Linked DNA regions of Mus musculus: all the other regions are linked to region 1. The links are chromatin loops, found by intact Hi-C in ENCODE. Cell type or tissue: left cerebral cortex. All regions are shown on one strand.

Region 1 (8,000 bases):
TACAACGTGCCATGAACACTCAAGACACAGTAAACAAAGCTAGGTAGTATGTATGTATGTATAAAAAGGACTATGCTCCATGCCAAGTGGAATTTCTTCCAGACTACAGGGGAGGAACAGTATCTGAACACCAGACAATGTTATAAACGACAGACAGACTAAAAGCCTCTACATGACCACCAGATACAAAACAAAGCACCACACAGATGTACAATGGATGGATTTTCTGAGCTTGATAAGAGACACCCATCAAACCGAACAGCATCACAGTCAGTGCAAACTGGATGCTTCCACCAGATCACAAGACAAGGGGTCTGCTTTCCCCTGCTATTCCACAGGGCACTGGGGCTCTAGACAAGGCAGGAAGGAGGTAAGAATGCTCTTTACCCACAGATAACATGTCTGAAACCATTCAACTAGCAAATGGATTCCTCAGAGCTGCAGAATACAAAGCCAGAACATCAGACCACCATCCCTGGCCCCCTTTCTTCTCTCTCCTATATTCTCAGGTTTGTCCTGTTACCTACCTGGCATTCCACCCCCCCCCCCCCGGCCCCATCCCAGTCCGGCCAAGTTCTGCTGTCCCACCACCTTTGGCCCCAAGTCTGAGCCTTGCTGGTTTTACACACCGGGGTTTAGATCAGCCTACCATAGCAGCCCAGTCTACTGCTCCTCGGACAGACACTAGGCTCACTTTTTACTCCTTTCTGCCCAAATGTCATTCTCTTCGGTCTCTCCATGGGTACCCAGCCCTAACCAATTTTTATTTCATTTTATTTTAAACAGGGTCTCACTATGTGGTTTTGGCTGACCTGGAACTCGATTAGAAACAGGGTGGCTCTGAAGTCACTGAGATGCACTTGCCTCTGCCTCCCAAGTGCTGGGTTCAAGATACTTGCCACATGAGGCCACTATCCATTTTTTGTTTGTTTTGTTTTTTGAGACAGGGTCTCATCTCCAGTAGCTGAAGCCGGCCTTGAATTTCATCTAGATCCTCCTGCCTCCAGTCTCCCCACTGCAGGGATTACAATCATGGGATACCATGCCCAGGCTCATCCGCGGCTCTTTCTGACTACATCATACATGCACTTGGACTTGAGGGACAGCTACCTGTACAACATCCACTCTACACACTGCCTTCTTCATACATAGGGCGGCTCTGGCAATGACAGAAGTTAAACACCTTGAAGTTTGCAGATGATGGTTAGTAAGGTCACCCACGCCCGGGCCGGAGGGTTCCTGAGCCTTCCCAGGGGCTGGTGCGCACACAGTCCGCTCTTCAGTGACATCTTTCTCCTTCCGCACCCAGTTTTCAAAAATATACTATTGCTCCTTTCAAGCACTAAAATGCAGGTCACACGCGACGATGGTCCTAGGCTGGCATCCATTTCCCTTAGATGCCAAAACTGGTTGAGAGATCTGATAGTGCCCACCGAGGAGGAGGAGGAGGCGGAGCTCGCGGTTGCTCCGGACTCCCGAGAGCTGCGGGGATTGTTTCTCTGGGCTAATCTCAGGCGCAGTTCTCGAGCCGCACACACTCTGCGACGCCCACTTTCTGCCAGTCCGGGCGGAGACGTCTTGGCATCTCAGTCCACAGATGCAGCACCGGTGCAGACTCTAAGGGCGCTCAGTTCTCAGAGAGCTGGCCTTGCCAGAGGTAGAGGCGAACGTCTCTGCACACAGGACTGAGGCTCAATCAAGGCCAGAGATTAGTCTCTCAAGTTGCTAGGAAACAGGCTAGCCCTCAGAAGAGAATACTGCGCCTGCGCGGGATCCGGACAGGGGCGTGTCCACTGTGCCGGGGGGTGGGCGGGGAGGGGCCGGATGGACTAGCGTGTATGCAGCCTTGAGGACGAAGTAGAGGCGGGGCCGAGGGTGTGTCCATAGCTACTAAGGACACGGACTGGGCTAGGTTAGAGGGGCGTGCCTACTCTGCAGGACCAGGGCTGGGGGCGGGGCTGAGGGTGTACCCAGAGCATCTGAAGAAGGGGACAGGTACGGAGCCTTCAGGAGGAGGGCGGGGCGAGCGGGCGGTGTTACGGGCGGTGCCTACTGCGCTTGCGGAGAAAGGTGGGGCTGCGGGGGGCGGTAAGTGCGCCTGCGTGACGCGGCGGCGGCGCGTTAGCTCCCACCCGTTGGCCGCCGCCTCAGCTGCCGCTTCTCCTGGGCCGCGCACGCGCCTCCGCCACCGCCCCCGGCCCGTGCTCGCACCGCGCTTGCCCCGCGCCTGCCCCGCGCCTTCCTCGGCCGGCGCTTGCCCGCCGCCGCCTGCCCGGCCCGCTCGGCGCCTTCTCGGCCTCGGCTCGGCGCCCGCAGCATGCAGCAGCCTGGGTGGCGGCGGCGGCCGTGAAGTAAGGGCCGTGCGCCCGGGCGGGCGGCGCGGGAGGGCGGCGGCGTCTTTGTTGCGGCCGGGCTGCCGCGGCCTTTGTCTGCAGATGGTGGACGCGGGCGGTCGCTGTGCCGCCGAAGGCTGGAGGAGGATGGAGGCGCCCCCGGAGGGCGCCGACCTGGTGCCGCTGGACCGCTACGACGCGGCGCGGGCCAAGATCGCCGCCAACCTGCAGTGGATCTGTGCGAAGGCCTATGGCCTAGGTGGGCGGGCGCGGCGGGGTCCGGGGTCGGGGGATGGGATTACAGGGAGACGGACGGGGAATGAATCCGGTTCCAGGATGGTACTAGAGGGGAGCCGACGGGGAACGCACTGGTTTCGGATGCGACCGGGAGGTGTCGGACGGGTATAGGAGCCGGGGTATGGGACCAGAACTGGGGTCGGACTACGACGGGGGATGGGACCAGAGGGGAACGCGACGGCCGCAGAATGGGACCAGAGGGAGACCGACGGAAACGACCAGGTATGAGACCAGAGGGGTCAGAAAAGGGACTGACATGCTGGGGGATGAGAGCAGAGAGTTTCGGACGTTGGACAGACGGGGCAGGTTGGGACCAGAGGGGATCTGACGGGTCTTGGGGGGATGAGACGCACGGGAGGAGGTTGTAAGGTCTAGGGACAAGGAATGGAGACAGAGCCAAGATTGAGAATGAGGCCGGTGACAGGGCCAAGGCGCGCCTTCGCGTGGTGTCAGTTCAAGTCTTGCTGTTCTGGCGGCGGCCCAGGTGAGCGAGCGCTGAGGTAGCCCAGGGTCGGTCCAGGCATGGGACTGTGTTCGCGTGTCATCCATGCTCTCTGAGTCTCGGTGGGTGGAGGGTGCCTATCATGTGCAGTGTTATTCTCTGGCAATTGGACTGGTCCTCTAAGTCCAAGAAAGACTCTTACCTAAATAACCACTGCTTAGCTGTTCCTTACTGCATCAGGGTGACTAGAAGGCTGGATAGTTTGAGACTTAGTCTCAAACTAGAGTTCCAGCCAATCTGGTTTATATATTATGAAATTTGGTACTTAACAGAACAGAAGTTATTGGATACTCCAAAGATACATTATGTGTAATACAGATTGTATAGAAACCATCATCTCCTTTGGTTAATTCCTGTTGTAAAGAGCAAGGTAACCTTGTTTATGAAGCCTAATATGCTTAGTAGGATTAGGATTCTCTGATTTGGTGCTCTGGGAACATTGCAGACCAAATAGTGCTGGTAATGAGTTGGTTGGGAGGCTCTAGTATCAGGGCAGGTGTCTTGTTTTAGGCATAAAACTATGATAAATGAAGCATAAATTACCCTTGTGCTGGCAAAAACATTACCTGAAGACTTGGGTTACTGAGATAACCCTTTCAGGAAAGGGTTAGGTGACCACTTTGGAAAACTTGCTAAGCAGGTGTGCTCGGTGACAGTGGCCTCCAACTAGTCATAAGAACAAACTGTTTTGTGAGTCTTGGGATTAAATAAACTGCTTTATTTTAAATTTACTTCTGTGGTATAAAACTAGCAGTGAGGAAGAAATTCTTTTATAGTTTTCAGTGTTATAATTCTTGGTCACTGTTTCTATTCAGTGCAGGGCTTTACCTTACTTAAAAAAGTGCAATTGAAGAAGTTGGGTGGTAGCTGCCCAAGCTTTTAATACCAACACCCGGGAGGCAACACAGAGAAACCCTGTCTTGAACCCCCCTTTCTCCCCCAAAAAAAGTGCAATTGAGAAAAGGTGTCTGCTACCTACCTAGAGCAGCGAATGAGTGTCTGGCCACTGGCCATTCTCTTTGCTAGCTCCACACTTTGCCCATCTCCCACCTTATGTTTCTTATTGTTTGCTTGGCATTACTCTAAGCTATTAGCATTCAGGTTTTTTTTTTTTTTTCTTTCTTTTTTTTAATGAGACAGTATCTGCTATGGAGTTTCCTATGTAGACCAGTCTGACTTTGAACTCCCAGAGATCCATTTGCCTCTGTCTCCTGAGTGCTGGAATTAAAGGCGTGTGCTCATTTTTTATATTTCACAATTTTTTATTTTATGTGCATTGTTTTTTTTTTTTTTTTTGACTACATGTATTTCTGTGTGACAGATGTCAGATCCCCTGGATAAGGAGTTACAGACACTTGCAAGCTGCCACATGGGTGCTTGGAATTTAACCTGGGTCCTCTGGAAGAGCAGCCACTGCTCTTAACCACTGGGCCATCTCTCCAACCCTCTAGTTGTTCTTAGGTTCATCTTAACTCCCAGCATTTTCTCCATTGGTAGTATTTCGCCAAGGCTAGCCCACCACTTGTCATGGTGCATTCTTGGGCATAGTTCCTCTTCTTTCTACAAGTTTTCACGCCTGTGTATATGTATGTTTTAACCTGTGTGCTGGGGGTGGACCTCCTGTGTATATGTATTGTTTTAACCCTCGTGCTGGGGGTGGAACTCAGGATTTTGCTAGGCAAGTACTCTTGCTGAGCTGCCTTCTTTTTTTAAGGCTGGCATGTGGAGATAGTTTACTTAGATTCTGTTTCCTTAACAGGGTGAGCGTGTTGAGTTTTGTGTAGCCTTAGCATTCAGCTTGGGGGTAAGGTATCTAGAGATAAGTTTTTCTCTCTCAGTGTTGGCACCTGACTGGTTTAGTTTTATTCTAGTACCAGATTACTTGTGAGATCTGGTTGCCTCATCAAATAATGGAGAAAATGGGCTTTAAGGTTTTAGAATTATTAAGAGTGCTCATTTGAAGACTGGAAGAGCAAGACTGAGGCCCAGCGTGGGTCTGAGCCTAGGTGACCCCATGACCTGAGGGCATGCCTCTGCTAGCAGCATGCATATGACGTGAGTGTTAGGAGGTCTAGTTTCTTTCCATTTGCTGGGGTAAATGAGGTTTCTATACTCAGCTTCAGAATTTGGGAGGCCCTAATTCATATGAGCAAGCTGTCTAAGCTGGAGGGGTGCTTGTGCTGTTCGTAGTCTGGTGTGAATTTACTTCTGCCAGCCTGGAGTTGGGTCTTCCAGGAACATGGGTGAAGAGGGAGTTTTGGCAAGGTACACATTTTGGCAAGGTACACAGGGACACCCCGTCTACCCCAGTAAAATTCTGATGCTGGTCCTGGTCATGCTGCTTTCTTTGCATCTGGATGCTTCACTGACAACTTAGTTTGTCTGGGTGGCCATAGGGAAAGGGTCTTGCATGTTTTATGTGTTATGCACTGTTTGGTTAAGTCACGAAGTGAAACCAGCTTTTCTTCTGTATAGGAGTTGAAAGTGTGGTGGAATTGTGGGGCTAGCCACTGGAGACTCCATTGTCACTTGCCCCGGAAGTCTGTGTCCCTGTGCCAGGCTGCTATCTGTAGTGAGTGGCAAGCTGTGGAGCTCACCCTAGCAGGCTTTGGGTTTATGGTTATGAAGAAACATTTTCTCAAGATTTATTCTGCACTCATGCCACAACCAAGATTTGGGGCTGTCTTGTGCTTCTATTTTTAGGTTCCTTCTCTCTTTCTGGCAACTCTTTCGTGACATTAACAGTCTTTTTGTTGTTTTTTAGGAGTAACTTATTAGGCGTGCTGAAAATTGTTCACTTAAATGTGTCTGCAAAGAGGAGCAAAGTCTGCTTAGCTCCAAGAGTGTATGGTAGCATTTGTGTGAGACCTGCATAAAATTGATAGAGAACGTCAAAGTGCTGCTTAAAGGAGCATTTATTTTCCAGGGTAGTGTGCTAGCCCAGGGCTGCAACAGTCCTGGCTTTGGTTTTGGGTCGATTTGCATTCTGTTTGTGCTCTGAGCAAGCTCAGAGGTATCTATCTAGGCTTTGGTTTCAGGGGAAAGTGGGGGAATACCAGTTTTTATCTCTCAAGGACAGTGGCACACACAGGGACCGGATGAGAAGGCTCTAAATTGTTTGCAAGGAGATTGCTTTGAGGCTCAGCAGAAACTGATTTGTCCTTTTGCCCCAGAGCTGAGCTGTCCTGAATCCTAGGTCCAGTCAAGAGGCTCATCTTTCTCCCCTTACCAGCAACAGACCGGGCGCTGGTGGCCTGGCTGTAGGGGTTAGGTCTACTAACCAAGAATGCTGCTCTTCATCCTCTCTTCTACCTCTCCTGTTCTCCCACGATCACCAGAATGAGCACATTATAGAGTAAGGAGTCACATGAGGATCTGTGGCCTATGCAACCCTGTTCCTAGGAAATTGAACTAGAGCCACTGCTGGCAACAAAGTGCTTTTAAGCTGGTTTGCCTAGCCAGTGTTAGGAGCAGAGCCCTTTCCTAACTCCAGGAGTTAACATATTGCCAGAGTCATGGTATTGTTTGGTTTAGTGATATTTGGTCAAAAGTTCTTCACTACTGGGAATCCCTTTCAGTAGCTTTGGAGCTGGCTAGAGCTGCTCACTGAGCCTTGCCTTTCCTGGACTGGGTCAGGTTTCCCTGGGAACAGTCTACTGCCTGGGCCCAGTTCAAAAGTGTGTTATCAAGTTGTTCTAGGTTATAATTTGTTCAGACTACTGGTTCATGAGTTTAGATTGTGGCTCTATCTATCTAGTTTAGATTTTTTGAAGCAGGGTTTCTCTCTTTAGCCCTGTCCTGGAACTCACTATAGACCAGGCTGGCCTCGAACTTATGAAGATCCACCTGCCTCTGTTTCAGGAGTGCTGATATTAGAGGCACTCACCACCATGCCCGGCTGGTTTTATATATTTTATTTTAAGTGTCTGGGTACGTTGCATGTACTTGTGCACCATATGTATACCCAGTGCCCTTGGAGGCTAGAAGAGGCCGTCAGATCCCTTGGAATTGGAGTTATGCATGTATGGTTGTTAGCTCTTTGTAGATGGTAGGAATTGAACCTCAGTCCCCTGAAGAACGGCCAGTGCTCTTAAGTGCTGAGTAATTTCTCGAGCTCTGGGCTGTTTTTAAATAGCCTTTTGCTATTCTTGGCAAGTGAGTTGGGTGTTTTTGGGCGGGAGGGTCCAGCAGCCTCAAGTGTTTGGCGAACTGGAGAAGCCTGATGCTGTAGGGCCTGCTGATTGTGCCATGACTCCTCTACAGGTTGTTTAGAGAACCTCCTGTCTTCGGGTTCTGGTCTCTGCAAGGTTGGGATTCCCCTCACATGCCCACCTGCAAAATGCTCAGGTGCTTGTCGGTGTAGGAGAAGTCATGTTTTTAGAGCTGTGTTTATATATGTCCTCCTTCCTGGCCTGATGCCAGGAGTTAATACTAATCAGAGAACGAAAATCTGTCTTTAATCTGTGAGCTAATCCTTTGGCCCTCAGAAGGGCTAGTTGCTACTGTGGTTTAGATTGTTAACTTTGGGTATACATTTTTTTTTTTTTTTTTTTTTTTGGTTTTTATGAGACAGGGTTTCTCTGTATAGCCCTGGCTGTCCTGGAGCTCACTTTGTAGACCAGGCTGGCCTCAAATTTAGAAATCTGCCTTGCCTCTGCCTCTCAAGTGCTGGGATTAAAGGTGTGTGCCACCACACCTGGCTCAGAGTTGTTTAATAGCTTTGCTTGCTATCCATTTTCATATTGTCTGAGGATGACCATGATGGAGGCAAGATTACTTTCATCCAGTTGCTTTTGTGTGCATAATTATTATTTCTTTTTCAGAATAGGAAATATAAAGGGAAAAGGCACATAGTGCCATCTATGTTG
Region 2 (8,000 bases), 120 kb after region 1:
GAGAAGGGTGCAGGTTAAGTCAGGCAGCAGTCCACAGCCTGTCCCGTTCATCAGTCGAGCCTCTGCAGAGCCAGGGAAGCACCTAGATGGTGTTTGAAATGAAGTCCCTGTGGGAGGCAGCACCGTCTGATGTTTTCCTGGGTTCAGAAGCCTTGGGCAGAAAACACAGGACAGAACCCAGTGCCAGTCAGTGGGCAGGAGTGCTCAGCTTGCTCCAGGGCCTCACAGGCCTATCATCATCTCCTGCTCTGTCCTCTGCCATGGCAGTTCCCATCTCCTGCCCCATCAGTTCACTTGAAGTCTGCTCTTGGCAGGTATGAAGCCCCAGTCAGCTGGGTAGCTCCAGTCTTGAGTGTGCTGGAGATGCTACTGTGCTTTCTGGGGTTCCTAGCTCCATCTCTGATCCTGTGCTCTGGCCTTTCCTTGATTGCCTCATCCCTCATCACCAGTAGTACCCTGCTTCCTTCTTGAACCCCTTTTGTCACCTTGGACTCTTGACCAGGCATGACCTACATATCCCACCCACTACCACCCTGGCTCAAGCCAGGCCACACCCTCCATCGTCAAAGCTCCTTTTCCATTTCTGAACAAGCATTACTGGATGCTTGTGTGTGTTAACTTGGGATCCATAAGGGCTCCTGGTCAAGGCCCAAGGAACCTCCAAAGGAGAACTAGATGTGTCCCTAATACTTCCCACCTTAGAGCTACCCTCGAGGGCTTCATGCACAAACTCTGGTCCCAGTGCCCTCTGGTCACCTACTGCTGGCTCAAGGTGCAAATAGGAGGCTACTTGTCCTGGAAGGGATGTACAGAGAGTGGGGCGGGGTGGGGCGGGGTGTGGTGCAAGCAGGGCTGCCCAGCAGAGGCAGAGGTGAGGGTTCTGGATCCAAATGGTTATATGCAGCAGAAGAGGCAGACTACAAGGGTAGAGGTAAGGACGGGGCATCGGAAGCTGTGGGAGTGGTTAGGATGTGGAGCCAGGCTCTGGTCCCGAGGGCAAGCTCGTTCAAGAGTGATGAGGAGGGCACTTAGTGGGCATCCAGCTATCCAGCGGAGTTCTCCACTCCCAGCTCAGCCCCTCCCCATCAGCAGCACTGCCCAGCCCAGCTCTATGGTCATTAACAATCTCAGTGAGTAGTTCTGAGTGCAGGGCTGTCCCTCGAGGCACCTTTCCTTAATCTCGGTGTTGGAGACTTGGGTAGAGGGCCTGCATCTCATGAGAAGGGTTCAGCTTAGTCCCCAAAGGGTAACTTGGTGCACTTTCAGTTCCTGACAGGAAGGGATAGGAGGTTCCACAGGCTCTCTACTCCCCATGGCTGTCCTTAATGGGGGGCACCCCACTGCCCTGGCCACAGGGCACTTTCTGCTTCCCATTTTTTATGATTCTATCAGAACGTACTCAATGCTTTTGCCTCAGAGAAGTGAGCTGAGCTCCACTGTCTGAGAGCCAGGGACAGCACAGATGGGGCCTGCACTGGCCTGCCGTCTGCAGCAGCACCTTGGACCCCTGAAGACTTCCCTTCAGGTTTGAACTGAGCAGACTAATCCAGGGACAAACCTGCTTTCACCTGCCTAGAGCCCAGCCAGTGGTGACCTACTAGGTCCTGTCTTCCCATGGCTGGCTCTTCTGAGCAGCCTGGCAGTGCCCTGTTCATCCTGCAGACAAAGGGCCAGTGGTGGTACTGAAGCCTTAGTCTCTCTTACAGACCAGGACAAGACTCTGAGATTCAGACACTCCTTCAACACCACAGCCTGAGGCCTCTCATAACATCCTCTCAGGGGTCTTCATACATTTACAGGGAGAATGTGAGTCTATACTCCCACCCCCAGATCAGGGAACTTGGAGGGGGTAGTTCTGGGTGGAGAGTATACCCAACCTCTTTAAGATGCCCAGGACTCCCGTAGCTGGGACAGTAAGGTATCATAAGGGGCAAGGCCTTGGTCTAGAACCTTGAATGCAACAGGAGCCACTGAGCTCTCTCTGACTGTTCCCCACCCCTTGAAGGTCTCAGAACTTAGCACAGATGGTGGGAGTTTATCCGCAGTAACATGGGCCCCAGTGTGGGTGAGATCTCAACTCTGCCCCTCATGGGCTGTGTGCAGTGCTCAGTGTCCTTAAGAGTGCCCAGGCTGGCGGTGCAGCCTCATTTGCACATGTGGGTGGCTGAGCACCTCCCTGTCAAGGCCTCGGAAGCTGCAGTGACTCACCAGCAGTAAGTAGCTTTATTCCTATGGAGAACAGGAAACCCACACGGCCCTTCCTGCCTGCTTACAGTCTTCCAAGAGTCGGGGTGTATATCCCCCCACTTTTGCCCAGCAGAGCTAGTTGTGGGGCAAGACCAGTGGGCAAAGAGGGAGGTGCTAAACATCTAACCTGAGCCTGTCCTGTGCTGGGACACAGTTAGCCCAGCCCCCCCCCAGCCCCCCGCTGAGACCACTACCCCAGGCTGTGAGGGTACATCTATGCTACATCTCCCTGGTGCAGAAGCCCATTGCCTGCAGCCTGGGACCCAGCTGGCTACTCCAGAGAACTCCTGGGAGAAAGCAGGGCAGATAGAGCCTCCCCTCCCTCTGTCCCTGACTAAGCCCTCCTAGACACATGGCACAGTTGCTTAGGCCAACATCATAGTAGTGAAGAAGGGTTCCCAGTGCCATCGTCCACTTTGAGAACCAGTGATGATGCAGAAGGAAGAGGAGACAGGTATGGAGGAGGGGGAGGGAATGGACAAAGCTTTGGTGGGAGTGACAGCAGGACCATCGGGCAGGTTCCAGGCAGCAGGAGGGACCTCCTCTGCCCTCTCCGTATTCAGCTTGAAGTCTGTGCTGGGTCTGTGTACACACAGGGCTCAGATGCTCTGGAGCAGACCTCAGCCCACAGTTTTCTGTATTACCTGCCTGTGATGAGAACCTAGGGGCTCAGAGGGACCAAAGCCTGAAAGTCATGAGAGGCTAGACTCACCCACTAGGCTGATACTAAGATAGCTTTAGAGATAAGGGAGTGACTTGGAAGGGAAGGGAAGGGAAGGGAAGGGAAGGGAAGGGAAGGGAAGGGAAGGGAAGGGAAGGGAGAGAAATATTCAGGATGGTTGTGTTCTGTCTTCTGAGAGTCGAGGGTTGTGCCAACCCTGGCTTTGTTTAATCTTACTGTTTTAAAATTCATGTTTCATTATGTATCACAATTAAAAACATTGCACAAAGTGCCACTGCCCTAACAGCAGTTTCTCACCCCAGGGCAGAAGACAGCTGTTACCAGGCAGACTGTGGCTGCCACCCTATGGCTGACAACAGGAATCTTCACTATCCATGCCTGGAAAGGAAGGGAGGCAGTCTTTCAGCTACATCAGCTAGTCACTGGCATCTGTCCAGTCAGGCCCCAGGCACTTTGGGAAGACAGATGCCGTTTCTTACCAAGCACTGGGATGGGAGAACTCTCCGCAGCTGCTAATTCCCGGAACTCACCGAATCCCAGTGGAGCAGGCACCAGGAGGGAGGGGGTGCTGACTTAAGATGTCAGGCACAGGAAATGGGACTCACAGAAGCCCAAGCCCTGCCATGTGAAGTCCCCACCTGCAGATGGCAGAGCCAAGACAACCTATCTTTCTCTCTGTCTGAGCAGACACTGCTAACTAGACCAAAGCCAGGGTCTTCCTCAGGCAGGTATGTGTGTTACTGTAGCACTTGGTTCAAAAGACAAGAAAACATGACATCAAAATGCATCTCTAAAACCAGATGCAGCGACACACGGCTGCAAATCCCAGCACTCAAGGAGCTGAGGCAGGAGGATGCTGAATCAAAGCAAGTCTGGGCTACATAGCAAAAGACATGAGAACAGACATGCCTGCACAGGATCCAACCTCCCTGGTTCTAACCAGTGAAGACTTGGAACACACACCCGTGCACACACGTCTCTGCCCTGCTCTGTAGGATGAATGGTTCTGAACACCCAGGGACGTCTGTTAGAATATCATTGGTCCAGTAGGCAAAGCAATGATCAAGCTCACTCTGCATGCACTCCAGCTCTGAACACACTGACCTATTCACAAACATGATTCGTTCTCAGTAGTGATTTCCCAGTTGGTTGTTTCAAGTGCTCAGTGTGTGTCCTGACAATTTGCAGGCTCATGTACTTTCTGTCCTAACTCAAGGAACTACGTTGTTTGGGGGAAAGTGCATCCAAGTCCAAGGTTGGGGGAGACATAGCCCTGGGAAGGTGATGAACAGAAGTAGAAGTTTCTGATCATAAGCCAGCCTTTCCAAGTCTGCCAGTGTCCTTCACCATCTTCCCTTGCTGAAAGGAAAGCACCTCCCCTGAGGCTGGCAGCAAGAACACTAGTGTTTACCAAGAGAGTTATTTGGGGAAAAGGCAGAAAGAGACATTTCTTTCCAGCTTCCTGCCAAGCCCCTTCACTTAGGAGCTATTTCCATAGTATCATTCGGTTGACCCCTGCTTAAAGCACAGAGGAGAATTTGCGGTGAGGGAACGTCATACCGCCATACCGCCTTCACTCTGAAAATATGACCATGCTGAAACTGGAGTCTGAAGGACACTGACCCCTGGTGACTACTTGGCTGGCTGCGGGGCTCTGCGACCATCGTGCGTGCAGATCTGACTGATCCTCAAATCAGTGGAGCGCTGGGGTTGGGGATGAGAACGGACGTACGTGCACGGGGAGACAGAGCTAGCCCCCTACTCCACCCTCAACCCCCGTGCATCAGAGCCTGCTAGCACCCCCGCGTCCTGCTCCAGGTCCCCGCAGGAAGAGGCGCCGGATCCCAGCCCACCCAAAACTTTCTATCCAGGGAAACCGAGAAAGTTGAAGAACGTTGTGGCGGCTGCTGGGACAGAGCGGGGGTTGGGGTGGGGGTGGGGGGCGTGAAGGGTGCGCGTGCGCTCGTGCGGGACTCAGCACCGCGGACAGCTCCGCCACTTACCTATCGTCGTTCGGGAATGGCTGGTCTCCTAAAAGCAGGTCACGGAATCGGTACCTTGGCGGCAAGGGCAGCACCTCCGTGTCCAGGTCGTTCATTGTGAGGCGGCGGTGTCCAGGAGCACGTCCCCGCGGCCGACTTTCCCTGAGCAGGGTCGCCTGCAGGCACAAGGCAGCGCCCCCTCACCGCCCGCGCCCTCGCCGGTCGCGCGCAGACCCCTGCGAGCCCTTCCCGGCCTCCGCGACCCCCCGCGGGGGCGGGACAAGCACCTGCAGGGGGAGGGGCTGAGGGCGGAGCTCGGCGGGGGCGGGGCGCCTCCCGGGTCCTCCGGGCGGGCTTAAGGTTTTTCTTTTCCCAGGAGATGTGTGTGTGTGTGTGTGTGTGTGTGTGTGTGTGTGTGTGTGTGTGTGTCGGGGGTGGGGGGCGGATGGGAGTGGTCATGGCTAACTCCAGAACATTGTTTACTTGAAGGTCCCTGGTCTTCCTTGAGTTGGCTGGCATAGGAGCCCTCCTCTTCCCTGGACTCAAGCCAGGCAAGCCTCCCCGCCCCCACAGTCGGCTCCAAGGCCAGTTGCTCAGCTTTTCTTCAGGTTCTGGAGCCAGCATCTCCACCCCCCAAGGCCTCCTCTCAGCCTCTCACTGCTGACTGGCAAGAGGCAGTTTAAGAGGAGGCCCTCTAGGGCCAACAAATCAGAAAAGATGAGATTCACGACTCTGGACTTCCAAGGACTCCTACCCCAATCGTGGGAGTCACTGATATGAACTGGGACATGTGGAGCATGCTGGGGCAGCCTTATGTACACCAGGAAGGTCTTGTCCCCAGCGGCCAGCAGTATGTCCACCCTTTGCCTTTTCTGGTCTTTCTCTTCCTCCATATCCATATTCAGCTGTACTAAACAGACACAGCAGCTGGAGACTGGCTGGCAGAGGGCCCCAGGCTCCAGTTCCCAGCCTCCTGAGGCAGTAAGCTGGGGACATTTATCTTCAGCCTCCAAACCGCAGCTATCTGTAGAAACTTCTGCCTACAGCATAGGACTCAGTAAGCAGCTTAAACACACCAAGTGAGAACAGGCTTAGACTCAACTGCACCCACGAACTGACAGGACTGTGGGCATTGGCACAAGTGGGGGACTGTGGTCCACTGGGCTCCTGACCTAACCAGGGTCCTATGCTTCTTGTACCCTGGCATGGCAGAGCTCCTGGCCCTCAGCCCAGCCTGTTGTCAATCTAGCCTTCCAGCACCCCACAGTAGAATTCAGTCGGTAGAATGCCCAGTTCCCTCCTACCTGACTTAGCAGTGCCCCAGTGTGGCTCAGCCAAGAGCAAAGAGCCCAAGAAGGCAGCCAGTGTTCACACTTAAGTACGCAGCACCAGTCCACTGGACCTGCTTAAGCTTCTCCAAATAAGGCCTGAGGGGAAGGGGTTTGCTCTATGTTTGTTCAAAGTAGGCCACAGGGGTAGAAGATGAAGGGGACATTTACCTCAGGCAGAGTTTGGACTCTCATTCTCAAGTTGGGAAGAGTGGGTGTATTGTCCACCCTGGTCCTCCCACCCTCAGACTACCAGCACACTGACAAGTGTAGGCACTCCCTTCCTCTGGAGGCTGGGGATGCTCAGTGGCTGTCTCAGGCCATGGCTGCCAGTGGCAACACTCACATGTTTCTCAGATCACAGCTCCAACCTCTGGGATCTGGCAGCACTTGAAAAATAACATTTTCCTAATAGCATCGGCGGAGTTGATTGTTATTTCTTAGTCACAAGCTGGCTGGGCCTGGGGAGGTGCTGGCAGGTGGGGAAGCACATGGCCAGGGCTCAGGGCTTTATTTCTTTTGGCAAGCCTCCCAGGAAGGCAGCACCAGGTGCCTAGGAGCTGCACTCTCTGCTGCCCTGACCTTTTGGGCACTTCTGAATTTTTCCCTCTTGGCCTCAAGATCCAAGGGGTCAGGGGTCAGGGGTCAGGGGAGAGTCTCTGCTTACTTCAGGGGGCCTCAGGGAAAGGAGATGCACCTGAAGTCAGACCTGGTCCTGCCCCCACCCAGCTGTGGTTTGGGAGCAGTGACAGGCAGGCTGTTCTTGCAACCTTAGAGTGCTGCTGCACAAGAGTGCACAAGAGTGAGCAGGCGCTGTGAGTGGGCATCCCCTGGACCTCCTGCCACCAGCTCCCCCTTCATGTTCCTTAGTGGTGCCTAGCCCCTCCACACCCTACAAACTCGAATTGACTATTAAGCAGACCAGGGCCCCTAGAGCCTCTTGGGAGAGTGCCCATGGTAGGAGGGCTGTGGTTGAAATATGTCAATATTTCTGTTCACTGCATGTCCCAGGCTTTGGGAGATAGTGGGGAGGACTCAGCCATGTTGGGAAGAACTTTGGGGCAAGCATGGCAGGGCAACTAGAGGATTCTGTAAAGGTGGGACAACTGGAGAGAGAACATGGCTCTAGCCCACCTTCCAGGATTCAGGGGTCCACTTCTTATTCCGTTTCTCATTCTTTCCCTGGGTGACCCCGGGAGAGCCTAGGAGACAGATAGGACCCAGAGTTAATCTCTATCATCTGTCTCCTTTGAGGTGGCTACGTCAGTGAACTGCCTGTTTCTATAAGAATTCAATGTCTTGTGGCTCAAATTAGTTGCTCATATCCTAGGCCCTCAGCCTGCCCTTAAGGTAAGGTATAGAGTTTGTCTTAGAATTTCTATTGCTGTAAAGAGACACCATGACCAAGGCAACTCTTATAAAGGACAACATTTAATGGGGGCTGGCTTACAGTTCAGAGGTTCAGTCCATTATCATCAAGGCAGAAGCATGGCAGCATCTGGACAGGCATGGCACAGGAGGAGCTGAGAGTTCTGCATCTTCATCTGAAGGCAAAAAGAAGACTAGCTTCCGGACAGCTAGGAGAAAGGTCTCTCAAAGCCCACCCCCACAGAGACATACTTCCTCCAAAAGGCCACATCTTCTAATAGTGCCACTCCCGGGGCCAAGCATATTCAAACCACCACAGAGTTCAACTTATGAGACTCATAGCCCACGTCCCCCATCTCTACCCCAAGTCAAGGCAGAGCCTTCAAGGGATAG
Region 3 (8,000 bases), 270 kb after region 1:
TCCTGATAACCACACATAGGCACCCATTACCCCTCCCATCCCCACCCCCAGCTTCACTTCCATCCCACCAAATGGTTACAGCCCTCCACTCGCCCTCTACTGTGAGCATTCAGGGAATTCCTAACTATACTATACTGTATATAAACCCAATACTTTCTGAACTCAGCATAGTATGCCAGCATCTACCCTATGACTGCGGGGCATGTGATCTGAGTCTGGACTTGAAAGAATAAAAGATTCTTTTGCAAGTTGTAGAGGACTTCAAAATTCTTGGGCTTGCCTAGGTTTCCCCTGGACTCAGGGCATAACAGTCTTCTCTGAGAAGAACTCTAAGCTTTTGTTGCTTACTCTGGCAGAGAGGGGCTGTGAGAATCTGGTAGGTTTCAGGGACTTCCTGAACCTATTGGAGGTATTGAGGTGTTTTGAGTTGTTTACTTTTCTGTTTAAAGAGTTTTCCTGCAGGATGGCATGTGCCAGTCTCAGAGGAAACTCTCACATGTCCTTATAGCCCTTTACAGCTCAGCCCTTGAGCTCAGGAGGAATGGAAATTGCCCTGAGGAAGAAAGCCCCAGCCCTGAGAGAGGCTCTGCATTCCAGACCTGTCTGGCTTTGCTTCCACTCCCTGAACTCTGGGTCCCTCCATTGGAGAAGTCTGACCTTTCTGATAGCAAGAGAGACCGAGTCCCACTTCACTGAGCTGCCGAGAGTTCCCTGAGGCTTCCTGGCTGTTCTGTATGTCAGGTAGAGTGAGGCCACCCCATGCAACTCTGCTGGAGCTTGCTCTATCATCCTGCATCCTGGGATCTCTGTGTGGGGAATATGGTGTGAGGATGATCAAAGCTCCCCAAAGCCCTGTAGTTACAGTGAGGGTGTGGCCAGCACACCTGAATGGAATCTCAGCTCTTCCACCCACAACTGCTTAGGTGACTTTGAGCTCCGGGGGCTTGTGTCCTGTGATCATTCTGTCTAATTCTGTGAAGCCATTCATAACTCCAGCTTTTCTGGCTCCAGGGAGAACCTGTAGCAACACAGAGGTCATCTCTCTCCTGTGGGAAAAAAATCCTCTTCTCTGGCACCTCTTCTCCCTCTCCTCAAACCCCCTCCATGCTCCCCACCCCCTTCCTCACATCCTCTTCCTCTCCTTCCCCCTCTCCCAGCCTTTCCCATCAAAGGAAACAGTTTGTGAGCAGCAAGTTCAAAGATGGTTGGATAATACCACTGGACACCAAGATCTGAAGGACAGTGGAAGAGTCTTAGTTGTCACAGCTCAGACAGGATTTGACTTTCAGAGAGCCTCACAAAGGCCCAGATGTTTGTGTCTACCTACATGCTGTGTGTTGAGACCTCAGTTCAAGGAGATGGGATTCAGCGGGGGGGGGGGGGGGGGGGGGGGATGGGGGGGTTGGGGTCTTTCAGAGGTGCAGGTCTCATAGTGTAATTGATAGTTTGAAGGGAGCAGAGGGGACTAGGGTTCTTCCCTTCTACCATGTAAAGATCCAGTGGTTCATCTGAGAGCCAGGAAGTGGGACCTCAGCAAACATCAAACTGCCAGCTCCTTGTCCTTGGGCTCCTCTGGCTCAGAAACTGTGAAATCAATTTCTGATTGTGAGCCACACAATCTGTGTGATTTTGTTCTCAGAGCCAAGTTAAACTCTGAGCAGGCACTCCCAGAGTGCCCAGCTGAAGGCCCTCAGCCAGAGGCTCACAGGGCACAAGAACAAAACAGGCGACCTAATTACTGATGGGCAACATGGAAAACTTTCACAAATGGCTGAGTAACAACGACTACAATTCTTTGGCATGGTCAAAACCTAATCCAGAACTTGCAGTTAAAGGAAGGCTAACAAGGTGACTGCATGGGCCCTGGTGAAGAAGAGTCAGGATAAGAAAAAATCTATTTAGAGAGCTGCTCTCACAGAGAAAGAGAGGACCTGTTAGACACTCAGGAAGACAGTGACAGGACAGCTGGGAATGTGTAGAAACAGATGCCATTCAACAGAAGGAAGCAAGCTGAAGGGACTCTAGCCAGCCCATGCATGGTGAGTGTGACTGTGGCCGGCCTTGCCCTCTCCCCCATTCCCTCTGCCCTGCTAAAAGCCATTATATTACATTCCTAAAGCTGGCCACTAAGACCCATTCCCTTACGTGACCACTTATTTGGCCTCCTTAGGCTGACTACTAAGATCCAGCGATCAAAGTATTGAAATCCAGCTATCAAAGCCCACTTTGGGCACCCTGGTTAACATACCTAAATAAAATCATTTACCTTATCCTAACATTGAGTTTCCCATTTTACCTTTACAAATCACCATTTGCCTTTGTGCCACATCTGTCCCTTCTCTATCAAGAAGCAGCCCTTTGCCATCATCTCCCATGGGTCCCCATCTCCTGCAGCCCCGGGACAAGCATCCCTCCTCCTCTCCCTTGTTCTTTTCCCTGCTTCTCTCTCATCCTCTAGCTCTTGGCTTTGTCTCTTACTCCCTGCCTTGTTCCTCTGGGGCAAATCAATCCCCTTTGTGCTGAGAACTTGCTCTTGGGGTGTCTTGAGCCAATCCTAGTCCTTTTCCATAGTCAAGCCAAGCTCCAGTATGGTGGCTATTCTAGAGGGAGGAGTCAGAACCTCAGGCAAAGGTCAGCAAGGTGGCCTTGTGCACAGAGCCTGGTTGGTCTATCCTCAAGTCAAGTCAAACCACAAATCCAGCTGTTGTTCTTGTTAGGAGCAGTCACTTTCCTAGCCAGGTGCTCCAGATGTGGAGAACAGTATCCCAGCTCTGAGGGCTGTGGCCAGGATCTCTGCTGAGAAGGAACCTCTTGTTTAAACCTGATCTAGCTCAGAGGCCAAGAACAGGGAACCATGGCAATTCAGAGACCTGCCACAGGGCTCCAGGGTGAGAGCCTGGGAGGCAGCTGTAGAGAATAGGGGACTGGTATTGAGAGCCCACAGACTCCCACTGGCAGGAAGCTGGGCTCTGCAGCGGAGGGCATGGGGGAATGGACCCCATCCTTGTTGCTTGCAGCTGACCTTATCAACTGAGAGGACTCTGCAGTTTGGCAGCACACAGCCTGGGCTGGCAAATGTGTCATTACTGAGCTTTGAGTGTCCCCCTGTGGGGTCTGAGTTCTCTGGAGCTGCAGTGGTCTGTCCTGAATCCCAGTCACAGACCCCACTTTAGCAGGCCTAGAAAGTAGGAAGACAGGTCCACACACCCGTCTCTGCACCATGACTGCTTGCCCTGCTCCCTACACACCTGGAAGACACTACCCTCATCTCAGCTAGAACTTCAGCTTCTCCTGGGTGAAGAAACTGAAGAAGCTCAGGAGGGGGAGGGGTAAGAGGGCTGCCCAGACTCAGACTGCAAAGTCAAGTGTGGCCAGCAGTGGGCCCTGGTACTTGCTCAAGCAAAGTACCTAATGATCACAGCTCTGCTGTTGACTTGGTTCTTGTAGGATCAGCAACAGCCTAAATTGTAAGAGACAGTCTCCACTTCAGGTGACCACCACACCACCTCCCCGCATACACCCAGCAGTGTCTAAAGACAGAGGAGCCAGAGAGGCGAGGCACCGGTACTCTGGAGGTTTTTTTTGTTTGTTTGTTTGTTTTTTCCTGCCTCTCCTGATTCACCTTTTTGCTATGCTTCAGTAGTACCTTTATTTTATTTTTAAAATTATATCAATTGTTTAAAACCCCTCAGTCTATCTAACTTTGTTTATGCATCTATCTCATCTTTTGTCTTTTCCTCTTTCTTTTTTCTTTTCCTTTTTGGTCACATAAAGTTCCCCTTTCTTACTTTTAGTCTACTTTTAGCAGTAGTATTGTCTGTAGCTCCTCGGTTCCTTATTTTGCTATGTTTCATAAAGCTGTTTTTTTTTTAAGCATGGGCTCAACATATTTCCGAATTACTTTGATTTTCTTTAAACAATAAAAAAGAATCAGCTTTTGAAAGGAAAATATACCTTTTTATATTTCATATCCTAAAATCTTGTATAACTGATAAGACGTTTTTATTGATGTTATTTACACTTAAGGGTCCAGCTGATGTTGGAAAATTGATATACTTTAAGATTCCTTTTTTAAACAAATACAAATCTGTTAAGGGGAGTGAGGAAGGGTGGCAAGCTTAAAAAAGAAAAGAGGGAGGGGAGGGTTCTCTTACGCCCAGGATTTGAGGCAGTTAACATGGCTGAAGCTTACAGTCCAAAGCCCCCCGTGCTGTGCGCTCAGGTGTTGCAGGTGCAGTCTGGAGGCGTAGCAGGCTCCACGTCGGCGGCCAGGCTCACGCCGGTGCCTTCTTTGCGCACAGCCTGGTAGGGGTCCAGCTTGGAGACCAGCTTGGCGGAGGCCGAGAAGCCATTCCACATACAGTCCTGCAGGATGATGTTCTTCACGAAGGTCTCGTCATCCGGGTCGCAGACGAAGCTCTGCTTCACCGCGTCTCCTCCTGGCAGCTCGGGCAGGTCTGCGATGGAGAAGCTATCACCGTCGTGGTCCCTGGGGGCGAAAGACACGGCGACCGCTTCGCAGGGAGGCGAGTAGAGCCCGGCGTGGCCCGGGGACGGGCGCGGCGTGGGCAGCAGCTCGAATTTCTTCCAGATGTCCTCGCTGGGCGCTGGCGGCTGCGGCGGCTGCTGGTGGTGCACGTCCTCCTCCTCATCGTCGCACATGAAGTATGGCTGCACCGAGTCATAGTCCAGGTCGCGGTTGCCGTTAGCGAGGCTCACGTGGAGGGGCATGGTCGCGGCGTTGCGTTTGGAGGCGACCCGGAGGGGTGCAGGGCTGCTGCGGAAACCTGGCGCGCTGCGCAGCAGCCCCGAACCACTCCCCTTCCCAGACCCTCACTTCCGACAATCCCGACAGTCCCTTCACCAGGCTCGGTCTCCGGCTGCAGCGGAGGGAGGAGGCGTCAGCTCGTCGCCAGACGCCACGCTCAAAGTATCGCGCCACCTTACGGAGAGGGGCTATAGGCGCTGCATCCTACGTGCACAGGATACATTTTCGTGGACGCAGATAACCTATTCTCCGCATACTCTCACTCATTTCCTGCTAGTGTCTACCTCTCCACCTCTCAGTCCTCTTCGTTCGCCCAGTGACTCTTCTACTTTCATGTCATTTGTAACACGTGTGATTTCATGTACCTATGAAATCGAGAACCCATGGATGAAAAAAGCAAAGATCTTGTCTCTCTGAGACTGACTTAATTCATTTAATATGATACTCTCCAATTCCATCCATTTCTTGCAAATGACACTCTTTGCTCTCATTTATGACTGAAAATGTTCCACTTCCACATACGAACCACATCTTTATTGTCCGTTCCTCTGACGATGGACACCTTGGTTCCGGAACAGCTATTGTGGAAATGTCCGTAATAAACCCGCGTTCAAGGATCTCTGTGGTGGCATACTTGCTTCGGGTCTTCAAGGGTTTTCTTAAAGCTACACTATTTTTTTTATTTATTTATATCATTTTAAGTGTATGAATGATTTGCCTGCATATATGTAAGTGCATCATCACCTACATGCCCAGTCCCCATGGAGACCCAAAGAGGAAGACTGATCCCCTGGAACTGTGTCAGGACAGTGTGAGCCTCTGTGTGAGTGCTGCGAACTAAGGCCCAGGACCTCTGGATCTCTGCGAGAGATCTTAACTACAGAGACCATCTCCAGCATCATCCCACACACCTGTAATGAGTATATGATGCTTGCATCTATGAATGGCTCCTGCAAATTTTCTAAAATGTAGATACAAATATGTGTGAGCTACACATTAAATTTAGGCATGAATTAAACTTCTAAAACACTTTATGATTAAATATTACATAATGCCAAGCAGTCAAGGCAGCTCATACATTGGAAGGCTGAGGCAGGAGGATTACCATGGCTGGGCTACATAGTAAGTTCCAGGATATCCTGGTCTACATAGTGAGAACTTGGCTCAAACAAACAAGAAAATCCATAACACAGAATTCTTTAAAAAAAATTAAAAGATCTAACCTATTTTCTCTTTTCTTTCCTTATTTTATATCAAATTTTTAGAAAGGAAAAATAATGATTTCAAGAACATTTCTGGTTTCTGGACAATATGTTGTTATAGATATTTGAGGTCTGTATTAAACTTCTAAGTGAGTGGGGCTGAAGGATAGCTCGCTGGTAGAGAGCCCTGGCTACTCTTCCAGAGGACCTCGGTTTGGTTTCCAGCACCCACATGTTCAAGAAGACCAACTTTAAAAAATAGTAACTTAATATTTTGTGTTTACTTTTAACTCTTCGGAGTTTTAATTTTTTAAATATTTTTAATGATTCATTTAGTCTTATTTTATACACATTGTTTTTTTGCCTGTGTGAACATGAGCTGGGGCTGGAGTTACAGACAATGCCAGGACTGGCCACGTAGATGCTAGGAGTAAAACCTGGCACCCCTGCAAGAGCAGCCAGCGCTTTTACCATTGAGCATCTCTCTACCCCAAAGAGTTTTAATTTGTTTGCTTGTTTGTTTGTTTGTTTGTGTTTCCAAGACAGTTCCACTTTGTAGCTGTGACTGTCCCAGATGTACAGGGCAGGCTGGCCTAAAACTCAGTGAACAGAGTGCCTCCCAAGTGCTAGGATTTTAATTTTAACAAGGAGTTATTTTTTAAAAATTTTGGCTGGAGCCTTTAATGTCTATCTTGAGATGTAAGTTGGGAGCCACCAAAACAGTACATACAGCTAAAACTAAGTAGCAACTGTCTTGTGAACACTGGAAATGTTTTATTCTTTACCTGACTGGGTACCAGCAGTGTTGGTCCATGACTGAGTACAAACACGGGCCATGCACAGCCTGGTCATTTGACTCGACCCCCAGGACCTTGTAAAATTGGAAAGAGAATTGCCTCTATAAAGCCCTGCCAGGACCTCCACACCTAGGCCGAGGCTTGTGCAAGACTGCATAAACACAAGTAGTGTAATAGCAACATTTTTAAGTGCCCTAGGCTCTATCTTGCTCTCTGCCCAGCCCCTAACATGTGAGCAGACCAACTGCAAAAGGTCAGAAGGGGCAAACAATCCTCAGTAAGCCAGAAGATGCTTGGTTGGTCAGTGAGGCCTTTGAAGTGACTGGGTTCAGAGTTCAAGAAGGAAGAAGTGGTCTCTTTTCCTGAAGCTCTCCTTCCAGCAGAAATTAAGCCCAAGGAGTTTCAGAGACGGCTCCCCTGCAGGGTAGCTGGCAGAAAGGCAAGACGCCTCTTCACTTCCTGTCCTGCTGGAATTCTGCTCATGCCTCCTGAGCACAGTCCTAGCTCCTGGGCTATCATGCCAAATCCAGGGTAGCATGCCTGAATCCTCAGTACCGACCCGGAGAGCAGGAAACGGGGTGGAGGACTGTCATGTGCTGTGGTGTCAACTCTGCATATTGAGGCTGGACTTAGAAGTCTTCCTCATGTTCTGATCGCAACAGAGAACAATATCAAGTATTTGAACTTGGGGCAGTTCTGGGGCCCACAGTTAAAGGCCATGCGTAGTCCCTGTCTGAAGCAAAAAGAGAACCTGGTATGTAGGATCCGGCTTGGCCCGGTCCTGCCTCCAAGTGTCCTGGACACCTCAGGCCCCACCTTAAAAACATCCAATAGCTCCCAGCAAGAACTGGGTCCAGATAGGAAAGGAATTCAGAAAGAACGATGAGTCACGTGGGAGTTAGAGCGGAGGCTCACCGAGCTGAAGGACACCAGCCTGAGTCTCTACAACCCTTCACAAAAGGTGACAAGCTGGACAGCCAGCCTCCACTGGGCTTTGCACTTTGAAGCTGTCACTGATTATATGGGGTAGGGGGCATCTGCTCCCTTACTGTGGCCCATCATGTCCCTGTTGGACAGAGAAAGCCCAAACCCTGATCCTTGGACAAACTGGGAGAGGGCTAGAATGGGGAACAGGGCTGGTGGATTCTGTAGCTGCTTCTGTCTTTCCCAGGGGATTGTGGAGGGGGAGATGTTGAAGAAACTAGCCACTCTTGTGCTACCCCTGTCACTGAG

What was found. Hi-C counts contacts between places; a loop is a spot of excess contacts. Peaks named below come from ENCODE experiments on the same cell type or tissue, not always from the same donor. Only the 100,000 strongest peaks of a DNase experiment are listed, where the experiment ranks them.
Region 2: it touches region 1 in a loop (7-fold over the local background); 2 of 42 quality-filtered maps call a loop at or near these places.
Region 3: a loop joins it to region 1, with 3.0 times the contacts of the local background. A loop is called at or near these places in 2 of 42 quality-filtered maps.

What each region holds. Positions count from the first base shown.
Region 1 is chr2:25,977,374-25,985,373 of GRCm38, reverse strand. It overlaps Camsap1 (calmodulin regulated spectrin-associated protein 1), which reads left to right and starts at 2,092. Exons shown (of 18, transcript NM_001372499.1): 1 at 2,092-2,592. The coding sequence starts at 2,436. In left cerebral cortex, no CTCF peak of the experiment used is centred here; DNase peaks (open chromatin) are centred at 1,947 and 3,058; H3K4me3 peaks cover 3,976 bases; H3K27ac peaks cover 1,948 bases.
Region 2 is chr2:25,860,995-25,868,994 of GRCm38, reverse strand. It overlaps a transcript of Kcnt1 not described here. Among named protein-coding and RNA genes, the nearest start is that of Kcnt1, 13 kb to the left of the region's middle. In left cerebral cortex, CTCF peaks have their summits at 3,275 and 4,564 (motif pointing left); DNase peaks (open chromatin) are centred at 5,048, 5,513, 5,946, 6,617 and 5 more places; H3K4me3 peaks cover 1,540 bases; H3K27ac peaks cover 3,635 bases.
Region 3 is chr2:25,703,657-25,711,656 of GRCm38, reverse strand. Bmyc (brain expressed myelocytomatosis oncogene) reads right to left here and starts at 4,778. Exons shown (of 1, transcript NM_023326.2): 1 at 3,936-4,778. The coding sequence starts at 4,731. The coding sequence ends at 4,219. In left cerebral cortex, CTCF peaks have their summits at 3,374 (motif pointing right) and 4,941; DNase peaks (open chromatin) are centred at 1,755, 3,356, 4,899 and 5,337; H3K4me3 peaks cover 2,484 bases; H3K27ac peaks cover 2,004 bases.